Linked DNA regions of Homo sapiens: regions 2 and 3 are each linked to region 1. The links are chromatin contacts, found by Hi-C in ENCODE. All regions are on one chromosome and are shown on one strand. Each heading gives the region's core, a stretch centred on a gene start or an enhancer-like site at or near the end of the contact. The rest is flanking DNA. Distances are from core to core; before and after follow the strand shown.

Region 1 (4,627 bases), core at 862-3,361:
GTTACCAACTGTGTCTCCCTTAAACACCCTTTAACTTCAGTTACAAGTTAAAACGTTCTATCAGCTTAAAAGGGAGTCTAATTTCTGTCTCTAGGGGGAAAAAAAAATCATGAGACTATAAGTCAACGAGCACGGTAATTATGCCACAGCACCGAGAAAAAAAGCATTTAGTGTAGATTAAGAAATATTTAAAGATGACAGATCCAACATCTGGCTTACGCAAAATGGAACTTGCTTGTGTATTTACCTCTTTTAACTTATTTCTGTCAACTGTACAAGGTCAAACCTCTTCCTAAAAAACCTCCTAACCAACCTTTCTATTTAGTTCTTGTCTCCTACTCCGTATCTCCATTTTCTTCTCCTTCCATTCACTCAATCAGTTTACTTGAAAAATGTATTCTAAGTCTCTAAAAAAACCGTCATTTCGCTAAAGTAAATATACTTATTGGAATTTCTCTGCTGTAACTAGTACTGCTGACCACCCAAGTTTTGAGACGGTTTTCCTGGTCGCTTTCTGTTTCCTAGGCACTGCACCAATTCACACATGGATACAGACTTCCAACAAATGACTATCGCCCCTGAACTTTATTGTCTCATAAGCAAAGCGTCAGTCTTTCCCCTGTATTCTATATTAAAGTAGAATATCTGCAGACATAAGTGCAATTAATGTTTTACATAGGCTGCCAACACCAAAGGGCTTTAAAATCGTTTCTCGATTTTGTCATCGACTGAAATCTCACAATTTTCCTCATGAGTAGCATCATATTTGCATCATAAAAATGTCAGTGGCGGTAACTTGAGTATTGCATAGGTTGGATTTTCCTTTTCCTTAAAACTCTGTATCAATGGTCTTATTTTAAATAACGCTATCAATTTACCTGTGTGCCAAAAATAAGTATTTCAAACATCTCAGAGGTGAAGAGTTCAAAAGGCATCAGTTTTCATCTCCTCCACAATAATGAAGGATGTTATTAATACAACCTCATTGAACTGAGCTTCTCTATCAAATGGGTCTAATTAACATTACATGCGTCCCAGGGTGGTTATGAAGATTAAATAAGATAAAGCAATAATGGCTGGCATGCAGAAAATATAAACTAAATGCTAGTTCAATCTGAAAACGTGTTGTCACTTCTCACGATACGCAAGGAATCATCTCACTTCTTTGTCAATCAAAATTTCAATTCACTGATCATTTCCCGTCCTTCACCTAATAGTCATTTTCGCTTTGGATCCTTAACTCGACATCTAGGTGCTGTAGATGACATTCACTCATTTTATACGGGAGTAGGCATGGTAGTAAAACGTGGAGGCCACAAGAAGAACAAGCAACAAATGCCGCTAGTAATAAAAAGATAACTAACGTACCACCAGGATGAACCTATCAAAACAGCGTGAAGATACAGAGTAATGTCCCTTACCAAGAACACTTGTAAGAGGTTTGTAACAGCGGATCGACTGAACACAAACTTCTACAAGGCAGAGCTTACATGCTAGGACAACCCGCTGCTCATCCCGGCCACCTCTCCCTCTCGCGCAGGCAATCACAGCCATCACTACTTCGGGAACTACAAAGCAAGCTCACCAGTACCTCGTTAATTTTTGCTTCCCCAGAGACTGGAGGGCCAGAGGAGAAACGTGTTCGTTCTAAATTCCAGGCGACTTAAAAGGAGTGCGGGGACGACGGGGGAAACACGTGGATCCATGGGAGCGTCTCTCTCCGCAGTGGCAGAGGACAGTCAGGCGCCGGGGCCGGGCGCTCGCCAAGGGAACGCGGCGCAACAGAGGGGCGGCCGGCGGGCTGCGCGGGCAGCCAAGGGAGGCCCAGGAGGGGCATGGACCTGGGGCCGCGCGAGGACGGCTGCAGGAGATCCGCGGACACCCTCCGGCCCAAAGGGCCTCCCCTGCTGATGAGGTGGAGGGGAGGGAGGGCTGGCGGCGCGTTCCTCTTACCGTCGGAATTGGTCTCAGGATCGAAGCGCTGACCGCAGCCCCGGTTGTAGCACAGCAAGGCCATTTTCTTTTCCCACCGTCACAGGCAAGGCCCAAACACCGGGAACGGCAAGAGGATGCGTTTGCCACTCCCGTGTCGCTAGCACCGGTCTGACGACTGAGGCGGCTACCGGCTTCCGGAAACGATCCGTTGCGTTTCAGGAACCTTCGCGAATTTTCCGGTCGCGCAGGCGCAGAGGAGAAGGGACGAGGCGGAGGTAGCGGCGGGAGGCTGGCACTAGCCCGGGCCACGATAGGTCGGACTACAGCTGGTAGCAACTGGGGGTCGGAAGTGGAGCCCAGACAACAGCGGAGGAGAAATTTCCGGGGCAGAAAATGAAGGTGTCCGAGAGACTGACAATTCTCTTCTGACTTCCTCAGTGCTAACTGGCTTTGGGTATCTCCTGCAGCAAAGTGGCCGCCCCGCCCTCTCATCCCCTGCGACCCAGCACCCTTCTTCCTTGCCTTGAGGCTGCGCCTTAGACAGCCCGGTGGGTATCTGTTTACCCCTTAGCACTAAGGGATAAGTGCACAGTAAGTGCAGAATCATACAGTGTTTCCAAATCCTCAGGGTAGACGTGTGAGCTTAGTAAATGAGAGGAATAGCGGACGAACCTCTCCGTGTGTTTGTGTCTCGAGTGCCCTCATCTCAGGAGCAATTTTAATAACTTAACAGTTGCGGTCACATTACTTTGAAAATACAAAAAACGTAGAAATCAGAGTAGCAAAGAAAATTATGGATCTGATGCTGTGCCAGAATTGATCACAGTTGCTCTAAAGCCCTGGGGTAATAGTTAATATTTCATGTGAGCCTCCACTTAAACGATTTATCAATACTCAGTACACCACTCTTGGAACAGCTAGTAAAACTTCAGGTGCATTATAAAAAGTACAGTAATGCATTGGCTTCAACTTGCATATTTCCCAAACATGGGCGTTTGCAAGAAAAGCAAACACTTTTTGATAACATATACTGAAGGATCTTAAAATAAGATCAGCAGCTTATAAGTGAACCTAAAAATCTATACACTGTTTCCATTGATCTCAAGGTTATTTAGAGATCTGCTCACGTCCTCCTACCCCTAAAGACTTTTTAGTTTTTCATATTCTCTTTCTCTTCTTCTACCTAGAAGTATTAAATTTTCATATTGTGATCCACCATAGATAGGTATGTTTTCTTCATTTAACCTAACGTGAGTATTTTTCTATTTTGTTTCATAGTCATTGTTACAAATGACGGAGTATTCTGTTGAATAAATGCACTGTAATTTAACCTTTCTCTAATTTCCCCAACTTTATTATATATAAGTTACAGTGCTCAACCTGTGTATTGTTTTTCTTATTTCGAATTTCCCCCTTTAGGAAAATTTTTGGAAAGCGACAGTTCTGGGGTAAAGGGCATAAGGCTTTTTAAATAACTTTAAGATTTTAAAGATATATAGAGCCAATTGCTTTCCGAAAGGTGGTACCAATTTACAATTGCACCGGCTGTGAATGTAATAGACCGTAGAAATTGATCATACACAATTGGAAATGAGTAAGTGGAGAGCTCTAAAAAGTTTTAGTTGTGACCAAATCTGTTGTCTTGAGTATCCTAGTATCAATGCAACATTACCAGGATTGTTAGTGAACTAAACCTTTTAAATAATTTTAATGTTTATTTCTAGTTTTTCATCTGTAGCATTTTACAATCAGAATATAATTGCTTATGGTAGATAATTTGGAAAACGCAGAAGTATACTAAGAACAAAGTCAACAATAATTCCACCACCCAGCAATAAGTACTGAATGGCTAAAATAACTCTTTGGTAAATTTATTTTCAGTGTTTCCTGACACCCCAAGCATTTATAGATATATATGTTTAAAAAGAGTCGTGTTATATATAGGAGTTTATGTTCCTCCCTTGGGTATTTTGAGAAACTATAAAATTAAATCATTCTTATGATTAAGAAAAACAGTGTTACAGCAACAGCCTGTTTCAATCCCACCTCCACTTACATTTCCATTCCAACACTTCAGTGCTGACTAACACCCACTGTTTGAAAAACTTTCTAGAATTTACATGTATATTTTATATACACTTTGAATATATCTTCCCTTCCTTCTTTACCCCCATACATATCAAAATATGCTTTAACTTTGACTATCTTGTTATTAACAAAAGACTTAAATAAATATGTTAACTTAAAACAATTGTCAATTATTCTTGGTGCAAAATGAATGTTTATCATACTACTCTCTTTTTCTGCATTTAAAAATATTTCTTAAAACAATTCAGTTAAGTTTAATTAAGCTCCATTATCTTGGGCTGGGTGCTGTGGCTTACGGCTGTAATCCCAGTACTTTAGGAGGCCAAAGTAGGTGAATCACCTGAGGTCAGAAGTTTGAGACCAGCTTGACCAACATGACGAAACCCTGTCTCTACTAAAAATACAAAAAAATTAGCTGCGTATGGTGGCGCATGCCCGTAACCCCAGCTACTCGGGAGGCTGAGGCAGGAGAATCACTTGAACCGGGGAGGCAGAGGTTGCAATGAGCTGAGATCATGCCATTGCATTCCAGCCTGGGTAACAAGAGCGAAACTCTATCTCAAAAAAAAATTAATTAATAATATAAATAAATAATAATTAAGTT
Region 2 (4,627 bases), core at 1-2,500, 4.6 Mb before region 1:
TTGAAAAAAAAGGAAAGCAATCCCTTGGCATGGAGACATTAAAGTGACAGTGCTACTCAATGGGCACTTGATGCAGGATGAGTTGGCGAAGCAGATTTCTTCACACTGGAGTCATTCACATCATGCCATCTCTTCGCATTCAAGCAGCTCCCTATCCGGCGAGGAAAAACACTGAGACTTCGAGAGAAGCCAAACCTTCCCCCAAAGGTGTTTTCAGAGACGCCGTAGTAGTATTAGACATGTAAGCATAAGCTATGTAAACGGTCCGCGATTTCCTAAATGAGAAAGTGCAGCTGCTTGGCTTTCACATCCACCTTTTCTCTCAATCTCTCTTCAAACTACCCACCTTCCTTTTGCAGAAAAGACAAGACATTTCTTTGCCACCGCTGGCCACCCCTGCCCAAGCCCCGTTCTTTTAGGGAAGAGCACTGAAATGTCCTGCACCCTCCACGCGATGAAGTGTTTCCTCAGGCAGGAGCAACAGCAGCACTAGAAATTATATAACTCTCGAATTTGGCTTCTGTAAGACATGGAGACTGGAGGGTCGGGGGTTGCCGGTCTGGGAGATACTGCTGGGCATTTAACGTGCACAAAACAGCGCCAGGCCTTGCAGTGCCCCCCACCCCGAGACACGGCTGACAAGTGGGTCTTCTCGCGGGGGTAGTGGGCAAATTTCTCTCCGGTCTCTTTCCAAGCGGGGCTAAAGGATGCAAATTGAGGGGACTACAGACTGGGGAGAGGAGTCAGACGGCTGAGAGGAGAGGAGGCTAGTCGGGGCTGCTCTGACGGCGCTGGGCGGCTGGTCCGGGGTTTGGAGGAGGAGGTGCCCGAGAAACAGAGCTTTAACACCACACAGGCCAGGGCAAAGGGGCGAGTTCCCTCAAGGACTGAAAGGGGCAGGCAGCTAGTTCCCAGCTGCCCTGAGGAGAGGCAGGAGCGCAGTAACATTACAACATTCGGGCCGCCCCATCTTTCCCGCAGGACGCGAAGAGATCAGGGAGCTAAGCTGATAAATAGTCAGGGAAGGAAATACTCGGCTGGCGAGGGGGGCAGGCCCACAGGCGCCTGGACCTCCTCTAAGCGAATAAGTGGCCGTAATTTCTAGACGCCGCGCCCAATCACAGTCAGGATGGAGGGCGCGGCTTTTGACTGAGTGGGGGCGGGCCCGGGCTGCAATCGAGAGGCGTTGAGCCGTAAATCAGCACCACTTCCCGCCCAGGGCGTTCTGGGTCCCCGCCCACCGGCAAGTCACATGAGCCACCAAAATGGTGGTGTTCGGGTATGAGGCTGGGACTAAGCCAAGGGATTCAGGTGTGGTGCCGGTGGGAACTGAGGAAGCGCCCAAGGTAGGCGGAAATCCGAAGTGGTATGGGGGGTGATTTCTGCACCTTCAAAGTGTTGGCAGACTCTTCTAAGATGATACCTTTAAAGGAGATTTGAAAAGTTAAAACAGCTCCCAAGTCCATGCAAGGAGCAGTCGATTAAGTCTCCAGTTGCTGTGGAAAGAGGCGGAGAGAACGTAGATGACCTAAATTCTAGTCCTCATTATCTGCAGTTTGTTTTCTCTTGTCTCCAGGCCTTTGCACAGGCTTTTTCTTCAACTTGGAGTATTTCCCTGCTTCTATCCGTCCCAACTCCCCTGCCAAACTGTTCTCTTTCGGTTATTGATTTAAATGTCACTTCTTCCGGGAAGCCTTCCCACGCTTCCTCTGGCTAGATTGTTTGCTTTTTCTTAGGTTGTTGGGTTTTTCGTTTATGTCACTCTCTCATTCTGTGTTTAAATTGCCAGCTTTTTTGTTCTGAACTCCCACTGCGTTGTGGATTCCTGAGGATGGGATGACTGTATCTTGATTACCCGGAGGTCTGGCATATACCACGTGCTCCCTAAATTATGAGCGAATGTTGAATAAAATTCTAAAGGTGAAATTTATTATTAGGTGAAAAATTTATTATTAGGTAAAATAATACACATGAAAGCACTACAAAACCGTTAGATGATTTGCAAACTATAAACCTACATAAATGCACTCTTACTGGTATAAGCGTGGTGACTAGTTGAGTGGCCTTAAGGGGGAAGGGGTGTAATGAAAGCACTGGAGTCTTTGACAGTGCCTTGCAAAGCTTAAGCACTCAAATATTTCCTGTGTTCTTTCCAGTATTTCAGTATTTGCTGTCCTGTAATCATAATCCTGGGTGTCTGTTTTCCCTATAGAGACTTTAGGGTGTAGACTAGGTAGGAGATTAGTAGAAGATATTGCCTGGAAGTTTGTTTTGTTTTTTGTTTTTGGTGGAAGGTGGAGGATTTCAATGAATTGGATGAGAGCAAAACAAAAATTTATCTATGGTTTATGGTTACTCATGTTATTGACGTCTGCCAAGACAGCAGATGTCTTAGTACAATAGATGGGTTAGGTATAGAATCTCCCTTAGATGTTACTATCCCTTATACTTTCCATTTGGGTGTCAGGGAGAGGGAAAAGATGTAAGTCTAGTCACTGAAAAATTGTAATTTGTAAAATATTTTACCTTTTTTTCCCCCTGCCCTCTCCAGAAATGTTACAGAAAAAGATTGAGTACATTTCTGCCATGATGCAGAGAAAGAAACTGGTCCATTATTACTCATTGTGTAACACCATAAGAAGGTTCAAAGGAGCTCATACCTTCTGTATGTTGATGCCAGGAACTGTGTATAATGAACTGGCCTTCTATAGTTAGGATTGGTACATACCGCTCATTCAGCAAATGAGTATTACAGTGATATTCAACATGTGTCCATTGACTACAGCATCAGAAGCACTAAGTGCTATTAAAATGCAGATTCTAGGCCTCATCCTACTCCTGCTGAATCCAGGTATCTCAGGAGGGAATTCATGAGACTGCATTTCAAATAAATACCCCATGTGATTCTTGTGCATGCTGAAGGTTGAGAACCACTGATTTATTAAGTATCTTGTGTGTTCATTATGCTTTATCCCCTCTAATCCTCTTGTCTAGGACTCCTTAAATTTGAGATTTAGTATTTCCCTTTAATATAAACATTAAAATTGAGATTAGTGTAAATTTGTAAAGAGACTATTTAGCTAATCTGGAGGAAAAAGAGTAAAAAGCACTGAATTTAGCAGCAATAGACCTTCCACTTGGCTGCTGTAGTAGGTAAACATTTGCAACCACGTGTTTGGATTTAACAAATGTTATTAAGACTTTTCACAGAGACTCTAGAGTCTTGCCCAGAGCAAAACATTCAGAAACGATCCTCTCTGAGAGTGCAGGGTTTGTTTTTTTGTTGTTGTTGTTTTGTTTTGTTTTTTAACCTGTCTAGTTTCTGTTAAGATGCTACTGGCCAGGTCTTCATGGTCCCTTGACATTGGCAGCTGTCTGTTCATCACACTTGGGACACAAGAACCTTCCGACCAAGGAGCCCAGTGCCATGGGTCTCTGGGGCCGGGCACGGTGGCTCACGCCTTTAATCCCAGCACTTTGGGAGGCTGAGGCAGGTGGATCACCTGAGGTCAGGAGTTCGAGACCAGCCTGGCTATCATAGTGCAATCCTGCCTCTACTAAAAATACAAAAATTAGCCGGGTGTGGTGGCAGGTATGGGTCTCTGCTATACCACATGACCATTTCTAGCAAAGGCTCTGCTTCCACCACAGGTGGTAATAGGGAACTGGATATATAATTTATGTACTCCAAAGTAGTAGCCACAATCCACTGCCTGTTCCCTTCCTGGAGCAGTGTCCCTCTTTCTGATTTTTCTCTCTCACTATTCTCCAAGGCAATCCCTGCTCTCTCCTACCTCTCTAGGAAATGAAACACGATTTCCAAAATGAACTTAATCTTTCATGAGAAACTGAGGATAGAGATGTCAATAAGCAGCCACTGTTTCCACCTCCCCACCTGAAGAGCTAGGAGGACAACTACAAAGAGCCTGACTGCCTTCTCGGAATGAGGAGAGAGGAAAACAGCAACAGTATCAGTATGTTAGCCTTCTACACTAAATCTCAAGCAAGCCAACCTTTCAGACCTTCAGTTTGCTCATATGTATAGAAATAATCATTATACTACCAATTTCTCAAGTTAGTGTGTAAATCAGAAAGCCAATGTCTGTATTGTAGGATGTTTAGCAAGAAAATAAAAAATAATAACAAAAAGCCAATGTCTAACAGATAATAAGAGCTCAGTAAATGTTGATTGAATTACTAACAAAGTATGTGAAAGCAGACGACACAGTACCTGGCACACTACTAAACTGTAAATGTTTTCAAATCTGAATCTGTAGAATTCTGTAAGGTTTTATGTAATATGAATATCATTAGCTATTATGGCTCTGGAATTTTTTTTTCCAGGTTTTCAAGATGGCAGCATCTATGCATGGTCAGCCCAGTCCTTCTCTAGAAGATGCAAAACTCAGAAGACCAATGGTCATAGAAATCATAGAAAAAAATTTTGACTATCTTAGAAAAGAAATGTAAGAGAAATGCCCAGGCTGAAAATCAGTCATTTTATTTGCAAGTCTTTTGTATTGCCATTGTTTCTAAGATCCTATTCTTTCTTACCTTTTCTGTTATCTAAGATCCTATTCTTTGAGTTGGCTATGAAGAACACATCTTTAAAAAAAAGAATGGGGGA
Region 3 (4,265 bases), core at 536-3,035, 4.3 Mb after region 1:
AAGATTTTATTGCATCCTTCTATGTACCAGAAAGTGTGCACAGGATTGGGAATGTAAAGATCATCAATGCTAACTCCTGACCTTGAGAGCTTTACAAACTTATTGGACACAGACAAGTGGAAACCCGAAAAGAGAAAGCAGTCAATTCTATATTTGGAGGAAGATCATGAAAGGTTTTACATAGGAAGGATTTCCCCTTTGGTCAATCAGAAAAGCATGAATTCTATCAATAGTAGAAATCTATAAATCAGTCTAACTATATACTAGAGAAAACACACAGAAAATGCAAGTAAGTATAAATATGTCCAGTAATTTCTTAACATTATCTTTTTACTAATAAATATAATGGGAGTAAAAACATCAATCTCACATAAGTGCTAAGAGTTTTCAATATCAAATATTAAATAAACAAGTGATATGCAAACTATGGTATTATACCTATATCAGTTATTATTTAAAGATACATGAAATGCAAGGTGATAGAAGACAAGAAGGAATAGTTTTCCCTAATATTAACTTACATCATTGGAGATTCAAGTAAAAGTGTTCACATAGTTTAACCAAGCATTCATTTAATCCAAACCAATATTCTTCCATTCACCCAACAAATACTGTTACCCAAACACTGTCTACTTTATGTCAGATGTCCCAGGCTTCTTCTAGATATGGAAGACACAGCAGTGAACAAAGTCCTTGTTCTAGTGTGGGAAACAAGCAATGCAGGTTGAGTCCCTAATCTGAAAATCCAAAATCCAAAATATTTTAAGTGCCAACATGGCACCACAAGTGGTAAATTCCACACATAAATACTTAACACAAACTTTGTTTCATGCACAAAATTATTTTAAAACATGTATAAAATTAACTTAAGGCCATGTGTATAAGGTATATATAAAATGTAAACAAATTTCATGTTTAGACTTGGGTTCCATCCCCAACATATGTGCAAATATTCCAAAATCCAAAAAATCCAAAATCTTAAACACTTCTGGTCCCAAGCATTTCAGATAAGGGATACTCAATCTCTAATACAAGATGTATATGCATGTGTGTAAGTATGCACATGTATAACTTGTCAGTTAGTGATAGGTGCTGTAAAGAAAAATAAAGGGAAAAGTGACATAGAAGTGCCATACTCCTCTCTACATACACAGGGTAGTCAGGAAGACCTCTCTGACTAGCATCAAATGAGCAGAGAACTGAGATGAAGCATCAGTACGCGGAGAGAGAAAGTCCTAAGCAGTAGAAGAGCAGATGGTGCTAAAGTGGGAATGTGTTCAGTGAATTCAAGGAACAGCAAGGAGAACAGAAGGGCTAAGCAGAATAAATGCAGGGAAGACAGAATATACAGGCTTGTGTATCCAGGAATGTTTTTATGTAAAAAACATACATCTAAGGTATGAGATTATCACAACTACTAAAGAAAAGCAGAATAATTCCCAAATACAACATGATGCCATTGTGCCTTCATTGAGTGCTGGTTCTTTCCCGGAAGAAGAAGGGAGGATGATGCTGGTAGGCTGACTGTAATTTGTGACCTAGAAGTGATCACAATATCCTTGTTGAAAGATTTTGCATGACCAAGTCATCTCCAAATTCAGATTCTTTCTTCTTTGAAACAAGAGAAAAAAACAGTTGATGTAGAGAAACAAATGGGAAATAAGGCAAAATGCAGAAGGCTCAAGATTCTCACCCAATCTGTGAAAACCTTCTTTGTTTTAAATATGAAAGCAGAAGTATCTTGAGAATGCACAGGGTGACAAATGAATCTAACAGCATTACCAAAGAACCACATAACCACAGTGAAGGGGGTGGGGAGAAAATGAGCTAAGTAAGTTTGAAAAATTAGGTTTCAACTAGATACAGAAAGGCTAAAGACTAAAATAACTTACACAAACATTGTAACCTAGTTGGGAAAGTTGTTTTGCACAGGGGTATGAGTTAGCAATTTTGAAATTACTTTATAATTTCAAATTATACCAGGATTGGAAATATAATTAAACCAAGATTGAAAAAATAAGTAAACATATATATTTATAATATGATCCAGGCTTCTGTTAGACAAAGAAGTCACAAGTAAGGAAAGGGAGAAGACAAAAATGGACCTTGTAGGGCTGGATTAGAATCAGTCTGAACTTATCATTGGTTTTTTAAGCACATATATAGACATGTATGTATGCATGGGTTACTATATACACATATATCTATTCCCATAACTCTGTTCATTCAGAGTGCTGAGCAAGCCCTGGTAGCAGTAAGCACACCTAGTACGCATTTGTGGATTTCTGAATACCACTCTCCAATAAAAAGAATCAGAGCACCTTGGAGAAATGGTTGATTCCAGGGCTAGGTAGGAAAATATCAGGTTGGTGCAAAAGTAATTGTGATTTTTGCCATTACAAGAGCCAAGAGCCTAGACCATCTTGAGGTGCCAAAAAGCTAACTAAGGTCATGACCTCAAAACAGATGGGAAGACATTGAAAGGACACAGAGGCCAACATAAAAGAGAATGCAATGGTCAAAGCTGCAACAATCAGAGGAACAGTAGCAACCAAAAAACTGATAGTACTGGATCTTCAAGTCCATAATGACATAAATAAGTAAGTAAATAGAGAAGAAGGGACAAATTTTCCTTACAGAAGAATTCCATTAATAAATATAGAAAGAATGAAGGAAATCAAAACTTACAATTAAAATACCACAGTATTAATTACTGGAAATAAGATCACCCATGGATGCTAAAATTAGCGAGTAAAAGTTTAAGGTGAAACAGGATATTTGCATAGTCTCAAAGTATTTTCCCAAAAATATTTATTAATTGAAAAGTAGAAAATGGGAACTTTACAGCAGAGAAAGCTGTTACACATTCCCTTAATCAAATGATGAGGGGGGCAATGAGAAAAATCAACATCATATGGTGACTACCCATTCCCCTTACCAATGCTGCTATTCTACCTTTCATTTGGCTTAAATTCTTAGAATTACTTATGAGTTTTCCTTTCAACTCATCATCCCTACTTTGGCATAGTACAAAAAAATGGTAGACCTGGGAAGCTCTATGGAAGAGAAGGAACAAATCCCAGTGGTGCAAAGTTATATGAAGACCACACACATATCTAAACTCTGGCCTGCCCCTCCTTTGAAACTCACAGTTTATTCAAGAACTCACACATAAGGTAACACAAGTCAGCCTCTTAAACCCTTTCTTTTACCGAGTATTTAACCTAAGTCTGCATTCACTGAATGCACAGAGTAGTCTGCATTCAATAAATGTGTTCAATAAATATAGCTGGCCCTCTGTATTGGCAGATTCGTGGATTCAACCAACTAAAGATCGAAATATTCAGGAAAAAAACAATAAAAAATAACAACGAAAAATATAAATTTTTAAAGCAATACAGTATAACAACTATTTAAACAGTATTTACATTGTATCAGGTATTACAAGTAATCTAGAGATGATTTAAAGTACATAGGAGGATATATGTAGGTTATATGCAAATGCTATACCATTTTATTCAAGGGATTTCAGCATCCCAGGATTTTAGGTCCTGGACCGAACACCCCCCGTGGATACCAAGGGACAACTGTAATAAATTATATAATCAGGCCCCAAATCCTTTGAGTTCTTCCCTGACAACTTCTCCGGTGTGTCCCTCCCATTTCTGTTTCATTGCCATCACTGTCACCACCTCACATTTTTACTGCAGTGATCAGATAATAAATCTTGCTTCTTCAAGTCTGTCTTCTTTTCAATCAATCCTATACCCTGCCAACAGATTAAATTTCTTAAAACTACTAACAAAAGAAAGGTAATCTAGCTATATTTGTATATCCTGGAAGAACACTTGCATATATGTAGCAGGAAACATGTCTAAGAATGTTCATAACAGCAAGGTTTATAAAAGCAAAAAACTCCTGTTCACTGACAGGAGGCAAAGCATAACTGTACACATCAGTAAAAATAAATTACACATCCAAGCATCAAAATGGATCTCAGTAATGTAATGCTGAACATAAGTTGGCTGTAAATATAGCATAATATGAGTATACATGTGATTAAACAGCAAAGAAAAGCAATGAAATAATTAATTCAAAATTAATAATGCTTCCCTTTGGGATAGGGGGAAGCAGGTGGGATCAGGGAAAAGGAATGGGATAAAGGAATGGATAATCCAACAAAAAGATTCTACCTTTTTGTTGAATTGAGGAGTATTCATGTGTATGCCTTATCCTTATGTTACAAATATTCTTGTAGGTATTAA

The links. A loop is a pair of places that touch in the nucleus more often than their neighbours do. Pooled maps may share reads with other maps.
Region 2: a loop to region 1 is called in a pooled map, with 6 times the contacts of the local background. The contact joins the promoter of TMEM126B here to the promoter of CHORDC1 in region 1. A Hi-C loop is called at or near these places in 6 of 50 pooled maps.
Region 3: a loop to region 1 is called in a pooled map, with 4 times the contacts of the local background. The contact joins the enhancer-like site here to the promoter of CHORDC1 in region 1. A Hi-C loop is called at or near these places in 2 of 50 pooled maps.

Annotation. Positions count from the first base shown.
Region 1 is chr11:90,220,938-90,225,564 of GRCh38, forward strand. It overlaps CHORDC1 (cysteine and histidine rich domain containing 1), which reads right to left and starts at 2,112. Exons shown (of 11, transcript NM_012124.3): 1 at 1,954-2,112. The coding sequence starts at 2,017. It overlaps LOC124902812 (a long non-coding RNA gene), which reads left to right and starts at 2,222. Exons shown (of 2, transcript XR_007062978.1): 1 at 2,222-2,483.
Region 2 is chr11:85,627,343-85,631,969 of GRCh38, forward strand. It overlaps TMEM126B (transmembrane protein 126B), which reads left to right and starts at 1,251. Exons shown (of 5, transcript NM_018480.7): 1 at 1,251-1,346; 2 at 4,345-4,466. The coding sequence starts at 1,266. It overlaps DLG2 (discs large MAGUK scaffold protein 2), which reads right to left and starts at 2. Exons shown (of 28, transcript NM_001142699.3): 1 at 1-2. RefSeq lists enhancers at 48-556, 429-588, 669-718, 859-1,048, 1,299-1,348 and 1 more.
Region 3 is chr11:94,471,851-94,476,115 of GRCh38, forward strand. The region is part of intron 7 of MRE11 (MRE11 double strand break repair nuclease); the gene reads right to left. Among named protein-coding and RNA genes, the nearest start is that of MIR548L, 7.4 kb to the left of the region's middle. Within about 2 kb of position 1,786, at least 4 of the 41 ENCODE cell types and tissues checked have a DNase peak (open chromatin) inside an H3K27ac peak, as active enhancers do.